Linked DNA regions of Homo sapiens: region 1 is linked to region 2. A link is an interaction called in ENCODE POLR2A ChIA-PET data of the cell type or tissue named here. Cell type or tissue: OCI-LY7. All regions are shown on one strand. Each heading gives the region's core, and the rest is flanking DNA. Links, peaks and the distances in the headings are about the cores only. Region 1 overlaps OGA (O-GlcNAcase). Region 2 overlaps NT5C2 (5'-nucleotidase, cytosolic II).

Evidence for each region. Peaks named below come from ENCODE experiments on the same cell type or tissue, not always from the same donor. Only the 100,000 strongest peaks of a DNase experiment are listed, where the experiment ranks them.
Region 1: POLR2A ChIA-PET joins it to region 2 with 5 read pairs; 2 of 35 experiments call an interaction of 5 or more read pairs at or near these places.

The regions. Positions count from the first base shown.
Region 1 is chr10:101,786,045-101,791,420 of GRCh38, reverse strand. OGA (O-GlcNAcase) reads left to right here. Exons shown (of 16, transcript NM_012215.5): 13 at 1-67; 14 at 333-525; 15 at 3,898-4,057; 16 at 4,834-5,376. The coding sequence ends at 4,970. Among named protein-coding and RNA genes, the nearest start is that of NPM3, 5.3 kb to the right of the region's middle. In OCI-LY7, for the core only: no CTCF peak of the experiment used is centred there; no DNase peak of the experiment used is centred there.
Region 2 is chr10:103,174,521-103,179,896 of GRCh38, reverse strand. It overlaps NT5C2 (5'-nucleotidase, cytosolic II), which reads left to right. Exons shown (of 19, transcript NM_001351169.2): 3 at 4,915-5,039. The coding sequence starts at 4,939. It also overlaps the pseudogene MARCKSL1P1. Among named protein-coding and RNA genes, the nearest start is that of NT5C2, 16 kb to the left of the region's middle. In OCI-LY7, for the core only: no CTCF peak of the experiment used is centred there; DNase peaks (open chromatin) are centred at 2,356 and 2,456; H3K4me3 peaks cover 2,340 bases; H3K27ac peaks cover 3,435 bases.

The DNA of each region.
Region 1 (5,376 bases), core at 227-5,226, 1.4 Mb after region 2:
GCAGAGAAATGTATGACGATGGAGTGGGTTTACCCTTTCAAAGTCAGCCTGATCTTATTGGAGACAAGTATGTGATAAGTATTTGGATTTGAGAGTAGACCTTTCATAGTGAGGCTTATCAGGTTGAGGGGAGGTGATGACTGGAAATATATTTATTTATTTTAAATCCCACTTTGGCTTTAGTAAAATCTGAATATGTGTGCATTTCTAGTTTCTTACACCAAATGTAGGTTCCGTAAGTTCATGCAAGTACAGTGGGTCTTGGATCACTGAAGTCTGAATTTTATATTAGCAACTGAAAAGTTTACTGTGGCCTCTTTCCTTCTGAGCAGGTTAGTAGGAGGGCTGCTTTCCCTCAGCCTGGATTACTGCTTTGTCCTAGAAGATGAAGATGGCATATGTGGTTATGCCTTGGGCACTGTAGATGTGACCCCCTTTATTAAAAAATGTAAAATTTCCTGGATCCCCTTCATGCAGGAGAAGTATACCAAGCCAAATGGTGACAAGGAACTCTCTGAGGCTGAGGTAATACAAAGGTTAAGAATTATACTATGGTAATGGTCTTTTTTATTTATTTATTTTTATTTTTTATTAAAGTACTTACTAAAATGGAAAAGTACATAGATACATCATAAAATCTTAGTGCTTTCTAAATTAATTTTCTTGCAGAAAGAATTCTTATGGCTTATTCTTAGCATGACATTTTTCACTGTTTCCCCAATATTGGGACAGTTTTTTATTTGGGAGTACTATTGTAATATTTCCTCAGGTGAAAACACAATAAAGACAAAGAACATTTTTTTCCTCTGTTTTAAAGTTTCATACTTAAAGATGTTATGGTCTTGGTCAGGCACAGTGGCTCGTGCCTGTAATCCCAGCACTTTGGGAGGCCAAGGCGGGTGTATCACCTGAAGTCAGGAGTTCAAGACCAGCCCGGCCAACGTGGTGAAACTCCATCTCTACTAAAAATACAAAAAAAAATTAGCTGGGTGTGGTGGCGGGTGCCTGTAATGCCAGCTACTCAGGAGGCTGAGGCAGGAGAATTGCTTGAACCCAGGAGCGGGAGGTTGCAGTGAGCTGAGATGGCGCCACTGCACTCCAGCCGGGGCAGCAGAGTGAAACTCTGTCTCAAAAAAAAAAAAAAAAAAAAAAAAACAAGATATTATGGTCGTTTTGTTGAGTACTCAGGACAATTTAAGTAATTTAAATCTATTTGGTGGTTTCTCAGAAGGTTAATAACTTGCCTTCTGACTAATGCATTCTACATTGTGATTTAAAAATAAGAGCTCTTGAGAGTCTACTTTGTGATAGGAGCACTTCTTAATAAGTCTGTCCTGTCCCAACTTAAATACATTTTTCATCTCCAAAAAAGTTTTATGCCCCATGTTGGCCAACACATTACGTGATTATTTTGGTTTATACATCAGTATATGTTGTTGTTGTTTTGAGACAGTGTCTCACCTTGTCACCCAGGAATGCAATAGCACAAACATGGCTCACTGCAGCCTTGACCTCCCAGGCTCAAGTTATCCTCTTGCATCAGCCCTGCAAGTAGCTGGGACTACAGGTGCAAGCCACTACGCATCAGCTAACTTTTTTGTATTTTTTTTGTAGAGATGGGGTTTCGCCGTGTTGCCCAGGCTGGTCTCAAAGTCCTGAGCTCAAGCAGTCCGCCTGCCTCGGCCTCCCATACTGCTAGGATTACAAGCACGAGCCACTGTGCCTGGCCAGTATATGCATTTTTTAGATAGTTCCTTCTTGAGGATAGTTTTTATGCACAGTAAATAAGATATTTGGACCCCTACTTGTGATACTTTTTTCTTTTCTTCTATGTTGTTTCTCTTTTCCTTTTCTAAAATTCTCTACCCCTCTCCACCACACCAAAGTATTCATAGTCTTTTTATTTATTTATTTATTTTTTTGAGACAGAGTCTTGCTCTTGTTGCCCAGGCTGGAGTGCAGTGACGCAATCTTGGCTCACCGCAACCTCCACCTCTCAGGCTCAAGCAGTTCTCCTGCTTCAGCCTCTCGAGTAGTTGAGATGACAGGCATGTGCCACCACGCCCGGATAATTTTATATTTTTAATAGAGACGGGGTTTCTCCATGTTGGTCAGGCTGGTCTCAAACTCCCGACCTCAGGTGATCCGCCCTCCTCAGCCTCCCAAAGTGCTAGGATTATAGGCGTGAGCCACCGCGCCTGGCCTCATTTTCTTCATAGTTTATTTCTATATTTTACCTTCTGCCCTTAGTCACATGGCTGTGTAACAAGAGGCTGGTTTGGTGTTGCCTCGCTTACTTGGGATTACACTGACACTATGCTGGTGATTGAGCTGCTGATGTATTGCTGTTCCACATCTGACACTTTTCAGCATAAGAACTTTTTAAAAATTGTGGTAAAATATAAATAACATAAAATTTGCACATTTTCATGTAAGGAATACGTTAATTTAAAATATTTTATGTATTTTAAATGATTTTAGATTTACAGAAAAGTTGCAGAGTTAAAACAGAGTTTCTGTATACTCCTTATCCATTTTCTGTATTGGTGAAGTCTAAGTAACCAACATGGGTATATTATTAATCAGACACCAAACTTTATTCACCAGTTTTTTCTGCTAATGTCCTTTTCCTGTTCCAGGATCCAATACCACATAGCATTTAGACAAAATTTTTTTTTTTTTTTTTGAGACGGAGTTTCCCTCTGTCGCCTGGGGTGGAGTGCAATGGTGCGATCTCGGCTCACTGCAACCTCCGCCTCCCAGGTTCAAGTGATTCTCCTGCCTCAGCCTCCCGAGTAGTCGGGATTACAGGCGCCCACCACTAGGCCCAGCCAATTTTTGTATTTTTACTAGATACGGGGTTTCACGATGTTGGCCAGGCTGGTCTCAAACTCCTGACCTTGTGATTCACCTGTCTCGGCCTCCCAAAGTTCTGGGATTACAAGTGTGAGTGAGCCACCACGCCTGGCCAGAAAACTTTTTTTTTTTTTTTTTTTTTTCCCCGCCCAGGCTGGAGTGCGGTGGCAGGATCTCAGCCTACTGCAACCTCTGCCTCCCGGGTTCAAGCAATTCTCCTGCCTCAGCTTCCCGAGTTGCTGGGACTACAGGCGCACGCCGCCATGACTGGCTAATTTTTTATGTTTTTAGTAGAGACAGGGTTTTACTTTGTTGCCCAGGCTGGTCACAAACTCCTGAGCTCAGGCAGTCTGCCTGCCTCAGCCTCCTAAAGTGCTAGGATTACAGGCGTGAGCTACTAGACCCAACCCAAACTTTTTTTTTTTTTTTTTTTTAAGACAGAGTCTCGCTCTGTTGCCCAGGCTGGAGTGCAGTGGCGCCATCTCAGCTCACTGCAAGCTCCGCCTCCTGGGTTCACGCCATTCTCTTGCCTCAGCCTCCCGAGTAGCTGGGACTACAGGTGCCCGCCAACACGACCTAATTTTTTGTATTTTTTTTTAGTAGAGACAGGGTTTCACTGTGTCAGCCAGGATGGTCTTGATCTCTGGCCCAAGCTTTTAAAAGTGAAAACGGTGGCCAGGCACGGCAGCACACACTTGTAATTCTAGCACTTCAGGAGGCCGAGATAGAAGGATCACTCGAGCCCAGGAATTCGAGACCAGCCCTGACGATATAAATAGGGAAAGAGAGAGAGAGAGAGAGAGAGCGCGTGCACGCGAGGGAGAATGCCTGCCCCTCTCCAGCCTGGCCAACAGAAGGAGATCCTGTCTCAAAGAAAGTGAAAATGCTTCAGCTAGAATTATAGGATAATCCTGTGTGAGATAATTTACATAGTGACTGGAAGAGTTATTAAATATTGCTTTCTTGTTGCTAAGTTCTGTAGTTGGGTTAGATATCTAATGCGTAACTATTGTGAAAGTCAAGAGATTCTAATTTTTCCAGAAAATAATGTTGAGTTTCCATGAAGAACAGGAAGTACTGCCAGAAACTTTCCTTGCTAATTTCCCTTCTCTGATAAAGATGGACATTCACAAAAAAGTAACTGACCCAAGTGTGGCCAAAAGCATGATGGCTTGCCTCCTGTCTTCACTGAAGGCTAATGGTGAGTACATATTTGTGGAGTTGGTGGTATTTGGGCAAGATAGGGAAAGAACTATATATTTTTGGATATAAAAGGAAAGAAGTGAATTGTAAATTTATACTGCTTTTCCCACCTTTTATGATTTGGTTTCTGAATTAATTAGTGGTGAAGAATCGCATGTGTATTAATAATTGAGAAATGCTGGTTGGGCTTAGTGGCTCATGCTTGTAATCCTAGCACTTCGGGAGGCCGAAGTGGGAGGATCACTTGAGTCCAGGAGTTTGAGACCAGCCTGAGCAATATGGCTGAGACCCCATCTCTACCTAATTTAAAAAAAAAAAAAAAAAAGGCCGGGCACGGTGGCTCACGCAGCACTTTGGGAGGCCGAAGTGGGCGGATCATGAGGTCAAGAGATCGAGACCAGCCTGGCCAACATGGTGAAACCCTGTCTCTACTAAGAGTGGTGGCAGGCGCCTGTAATCCCAGCTACTCGGGAGGCTGAGGCAGGAGACTTGCTTGAAGCCGGGAGGCGGAGGTTGCAGTGAGCCGTGATCTTGCCACTGGACTCCAACAGAGCAAGATTCTGTCTCGGGTGCGGGGGAAGCTGGGTGCAGTGGCTCACGCCACTCATTATTGAATTTTTTGAATATGAATTTTTTTAATTGTGTGAAATGTAGGAGCTGGTGTAGACAGACAAGCCCTGTTTATATTAACCATCTCGAAGATTATAGTTTTATATCTATAATTATACTAATTAAGTGACTTATTTATGTTTTGAATATTTGTTTTATTTCTAGGCTCCCGGGGAGCTTTCTGTGAAGTGAGACCAGATGATAAAAGAATTCTGGAATTTTACAGCAAGTTAGGATGTTTTGAAATTGCAAAAATGGAAGGATTTCCAAAGGATGTGGTTATACTTGGTCGGAGCCTGTGACATTTGTTGACACTGTGAACTGTCCAAAAGTCTCTTAACTGCACCTTGTGAATGGTAGTTGAGGTCTTCATACAGTTCAGCCTCTAGAATGGTAACAAATCAGCCAATTGGATTCGAAACAAAGAAGACTATGTAAAACTCACCCATCACACTTTGAGACTACTCACTGGTTGGAAGAATATAGTATTGCAGCAAATCCTGTATGAAAGAGAGATGTGGGCTTCCTTTTTGAGTCTTGTGTTAGGTGCTGAGACCTTTTACATGGGCTTATACAGGGAGAGAGTCTTCAATAAATGTAGTCAGCACTATTTTCTGCATCCAGTGTGGTTGCGTTTCTCACCTGAGAGTAATCAAGATAACATCTGTCATCTTCCTTGGTTTATTGAGTGAAATGCCTCTCAGTCTT
Region 2 (5,376 bases), core at 66-5,065:
TCTGTTAGCCATGAAGAGGGACTTAAATTAAGTATACAAACAAGGTTGCAGAGATAATCTAACCTTCTAAGAGAATAAAATATTCTAAATCTTTTGCATATGCATATAAACCATAATATGCAAAACAGATTAATATGATGTTATATGCCAACCCTGTAGTAGGTTGGTTTATTGTTTGTTTTATTTTTTTGTTTAGAGATTGGGTCTCACTCTGTCACCCAGGCTGAAGTGCAGTGGTGTGATTATAGCTCACTGCAGCCTCAAACTCCTGGGCTCAAAGCGATCCTCCTGTCTCAGCCTCCCAAGTAGCTGGGAGTATAGTTGCAAACCACTGTGTTACTAAATACAAAAAATTAGCCGGGCATGGTGGTGTGCACCTGTAATCCCAGCTACTTGGGTGCAGTTGTTGTTTGTGTATATGCAGTTGCTGTTTGTTTTATTTTGTATATCACTCCTTTACTTTACTCAGGTCTCTGAACAAATATTACCTCCTCAAAGAGGCCTTCCATGGTTTTCCTACCTACAGTATTGTTACTGGAAAGGGGTCCTGATCCAGACCCCAAGAGAGGGTTCTTGGATCTGATGTAATAAAGAATTTAGGGCGAGTCCATAAAGTAAAGTGAAAGCAAGTTTATTAAGGAAGTAGAGGAGGCTGGGCACAGTGGCTCACACCTGTAATCCCAGCACTTTGGAAGGCCAAGGTGGGCAGATCATGAGGTCAGGAGTTTGGCACCAGCCTGACCAACATGGTGAAACTCCGTCTGTACTAAAAATACAAAAATTAGCCGGGCAAGGTGGTGCGTGCCTGTAATCCCAGTTACTCAGGAGGCTGAGGCAGGAGAATCGCTTGAACCTGGGAGGTGGAGGTTGCAGTGAGCCAAGATCGCATCACTGCACTCCAGCCTGGGTGACAGAGCAAGACTCTATCTCAAAAAAAAAAAAGAAAAAAAGAAAAAAGAAAACGTAGAGGAATACAGAGAAAACGTAGAGGAAACAGAGGAATGACCACTCTGTTTACAGAGCAACCCCAAGGGTTGCTTGCTTGTCTTTTTTTTTTTTTTTTGAGACAGTCTTGATCTTGTTGCCCAGGCTGGAGTGTAGTGGTGTGATCTCGGCTCAGCTCATTGCAACCTCCACCTCCCAGGTGAAAGCGATTCTCCTGCGTCAGCCACCTGAGTAGCTGGGATTACAGATGCGTGCCACCATGCCCAGCTAATTTTTTGTATTTAGTAGAGACGGGGTTTCACCATGATGGCCAAGATGGTCTCCATCTCTTGACCTCGTGATCCACCCTCCTTAGCCTCCCAAAGTGCTGGGATTACAGGCATGAGCCACAGGTCTTCCTCTGTCACTGAGGCTGGAGCGCAGTGGCATAATCAGCTCACTGCAAGCTCTGCTTCAACCTCCGCCTCACTGCAACCTCTGCTGGGCTCAAGTGATACTCCTGCCTCAGCCTCCCAAGTAGCTGGGACTACAGATACGGACCACCATGCCCAACTAATTTTTGTATATTTTGTAGAGATGGGTTTTTGCCATGTTGCCCAGGCTTTCAAACTCTTGAGCTCAAGTGATCCACCCACTTTGGCCTCCCAAAGTGATGGGATTATAGGCATGAGCCACTGCGCCTGGTCTGTGTACAAGTTTTATAGTTTTAGATATTACGTTTAGGTCTATGATCCATCTTAAATTTTGTATATGATGAGACGTGTGGATTAAGTTCACTTTTCCACAAAAGGAGAGCCAGTTGCGCCTGCACAGTGGATTATTATTCAGTCATTAGAAAGAATGAAATGTGATATGTGATACTACATGGATGAGCTTTGAAAATACTATGCCAACTGAAAGAAGGCAGACACAAAAGGTCACATGTTGTATGATTCCATTTATATGAAATATCCAGGATAGTTAAATCCAGAGACAGAGTCCAGATTGGTTGTTGCCAGGGGCTGGGTAGAGGGCATAGTGGGAAGAAACTGCTTAATGGATGAGGGGTTTTACTTTAGAGTCATGGAAGTATTTTGACACTAAAAGGAGTTGGTGGTTGCACTAAATGCCACCAACTTGTTCACTTTAAAGTGGCCAATTTTATGTGAATTTCCCCTGAATAAATTATTTTTTTAAAAGCCACAGAGGTGATTTATATAAAAAAGACTTAGCCTGGACAACATAATGAGACCCTGTCTGTACACAAATTAAAAAAAATAATAATTAGCTGGGTTTTGTAGTGAGTACCTGTATTTCTAGCTGTTCTGGAGCCTGAGGTGGAAGGATCACTTGAGTCCAGGAGTTCAGGGTTACAGTGAGCTATGATCATGTCACTGCACTCCAGCCTGGGCAACAGTGAGACCCTGTCTCAGAAGAAGGGAGAGAGGAAGGGAGGTATATATTGACTTCATGTCATAAACGATGTTAGCATTTTCAAGATGGGAAATAACAGGCTACAGATGTTTTCACAAATAATGCTATTTTTATAAAATATTAATCTACTACTTAACTCTAAGAGGATATTTTTCATCCTTATTTGAAACTACTTACTGATGAAAACTTCAAAAACAGAAGTGAAACCTAAGAATAGCCTAATGTAAAAGTAGTTAAAAACACTTAAGCTGCCCACCTCATTTTAGATGCTTATCCTAATTAGATGGAATGTTTTAGTTTATTCCTTCTTTTTGTTCATAGTCTTTATTGCCAGCTGAAAATAAGTTATTACAGAAAAATGTAAAAGCATTAAATAACTAGAAATCAAATATTTATTGCTTGTATTTGTGCCACCATTGACTGAGCTTAGTATGTTATCAAAATGTATTTATTTATCTTTTAAAGGGATGACATTTTTTCCTTTTCAAATGTTACAGTAAAACCAGGTGGAAGAGAATGGTTTTAGCAGCTTAAAAAAAAAAAGTACAAATCTGAGGTTTGGCCATTAAAAGTTTTATAACAATGGGAGAAGAAAAGACAAGTTGTTTCACATTACAGACCTACCCCAACCCCAAAGCCTAATGCTTTCTTACCAAGTCAAAAAAAGAGACACATTTGATGTACAAGCTGGAGGTTTCCACATGAGTAAGATATTTATGAAAACCTAGATGGAGGCCGGCGGGTGGCTCCCAACTGTAATCCCAGCACTTTGGGAGATTGAGGTGAGCAGATTGCTTGAACCCAGGAGTTCGAGACCAGCCTGGCCAACACTTTTTGTAGAGACCCCCTCGCCCCGGTCTCTGCCTGTGGTCCCAGCTACTAGGGAAGCTGAGTTGGGAAGATGGCTTGAGCCTGGGATGCAGTGAGCAGAGATCACGCCACTGCGACCCTGTTTCAAAAACAAACCAAAAACCTAGATGAGGCAGTGGCCTTTTCAGCCCAAGTGCCAGCAGACACAGCACAAGAGACTAAAACTCAACGGCGGGAGGCTGGGTATGCAATGTTTGGGAGTATAAGCACCACACTTCTGGCTCAGGGATTTGGGGAGTAGGGTAAACAAAACCTACTTGGAAAAGAATCGAGGAAGAAAACCAACAGTTGCCTTCTGCAGGGGTGGGGACAGGGAGGGAGGTAGGGCCAAGGCGAGGAGCATTTTACATCAGTGACCTAACCTGGGGAGCTATCAGGGCCTATCTTCAGCTGGCCTTAAGAGGAAAACCAGATCGCTGATGGGAGAATCCACAGGAGGGAGAGGGGAAAAGGGAATGTGGCTGGCAGGAGGCAATAGCCCCTTCCTTTCTGGGCACAGGAAGGCAGTCAGGGCACCAGGTCCAGGCAATGACCTCACAAGGACAGCACGGTTTTTGCTGCCCCCACCTAGCTCCTCATTCTGCTCAGCACTGCCTGGTATAGGGCCACTCTCTGCCCCAAGGGAGTGGATGTCTCTGTAGCCTGGGGCTTCTTCTGAGGCAGCATTACCCTCTGCCCCCTTGGCTTGGGGCTCCTGGCTCTCAGGGGTAGCAGCAGCCTTCCTTTCCTGGGCAGTGCCCTTGTTGCTACAGGCACCTTGCTCCTGCATTTCCTCTGGCTGAGAGGCAGAAGAACTGCCCCCGTCCTCCTTCCAATTTTTGTGGAAGAGCAGCCTGCTGAATTTGAAAGACTTCTTGAGAGAGAACTTATTAGGGGAGACTGCCCCCTTGGCCTCAGCACCCTGGATAGGGGATGCTGGCTCAATGGCATCGCCAGTGGCCCCGGCTGCCTCATGTGTTCTGTTCACAGAGGCAACACTCCTTCACCCTTGGGAGATAAGTCTTCATTGCTTTTCACGTGGCCATCGTCTTGTCCGTTGGCCTTTGCAGGGGAAGCACCTGCCGCAACCTTGGTGGTCACGTCTTCCGAGGAGCCTTGGAGCTCTGGCTGCCTATGATGGGGGTCTGCTGGGGGGTAGCCAGTATCCAACCCAGACTCACACCTTGGGGTAGTACAGCGGGGTTGGCTGGGCAGGCAGAGGGGTGGGGCTGGCGTCTTACGGGAATGGGGAAACGAGCTGTACCCCCATTCCAACCCGCTAGCTGTGCCTGCTACTGTTCTACTCCACACCAGAATCTGTTGATTAGAATTTAAAATTTGCCTACTACACACATTTTAAAAACATACATCAACTTAAAATTATATATCTTCACAAACTGCTGTGCTGTGGTTTTAGTGCCTTTTCTAGAATCTAGGATTAGAGTAATTACTGGCAGCCATGCTTAATTATTTGGAAGTATATGTTATCTTTCCGGATTGAAATTACCATATGAAATTATTTTTCCAACTTTAGATTATTGAGAAGTGTCAGTATAATTTTCAGCATATTTACTGTATTCAGTGTGTTTTAATAGGTAATTATATTAGGCAGTTTGCAAGCTGGAGTTTTTCTGATTTTTAAAAAAATCAGATGTCAGTATACAGATGCCAATATTAAGTTACTAAATTAATGATTTTCTTTTCTAGAATACAAAATACAGTTAAAATAAAATGTCAACCTCCTGGAGTGATCGGTTACAGAATGCAGCAGATATGCCTGCTAACATGGATAAGCATGCCCTGAAAAAGTATCGTCGAGAAGCCTATCATCGGTAAGTATTTTGTCTATTTAATCCTCAAAACCCCTCTATGAAGTGGGACTTCATTTTACAGATGATGAAATTAATGTACAGAGAGGTTAAGTAAATAACCCAGATCGTATGTCTAGTACATGGTACAAATCTAGTTCTAAGTCGAGACTTTTAACTACTAGTACACCATACTGCTTTGTGTATCTACTAGTAAAAGTATTTAAGAGAAAAATGTCTTTGGTTGCTAGAAAATTGCACCTAAGTTAATAAAAATTTTTTTTTCTTTCTTTTTTTGAGGGAGTGCTGGATGGACAGAGTCTTGCTCTGTTGCCCAGGCTGGAGTACAATGGCGCAATCT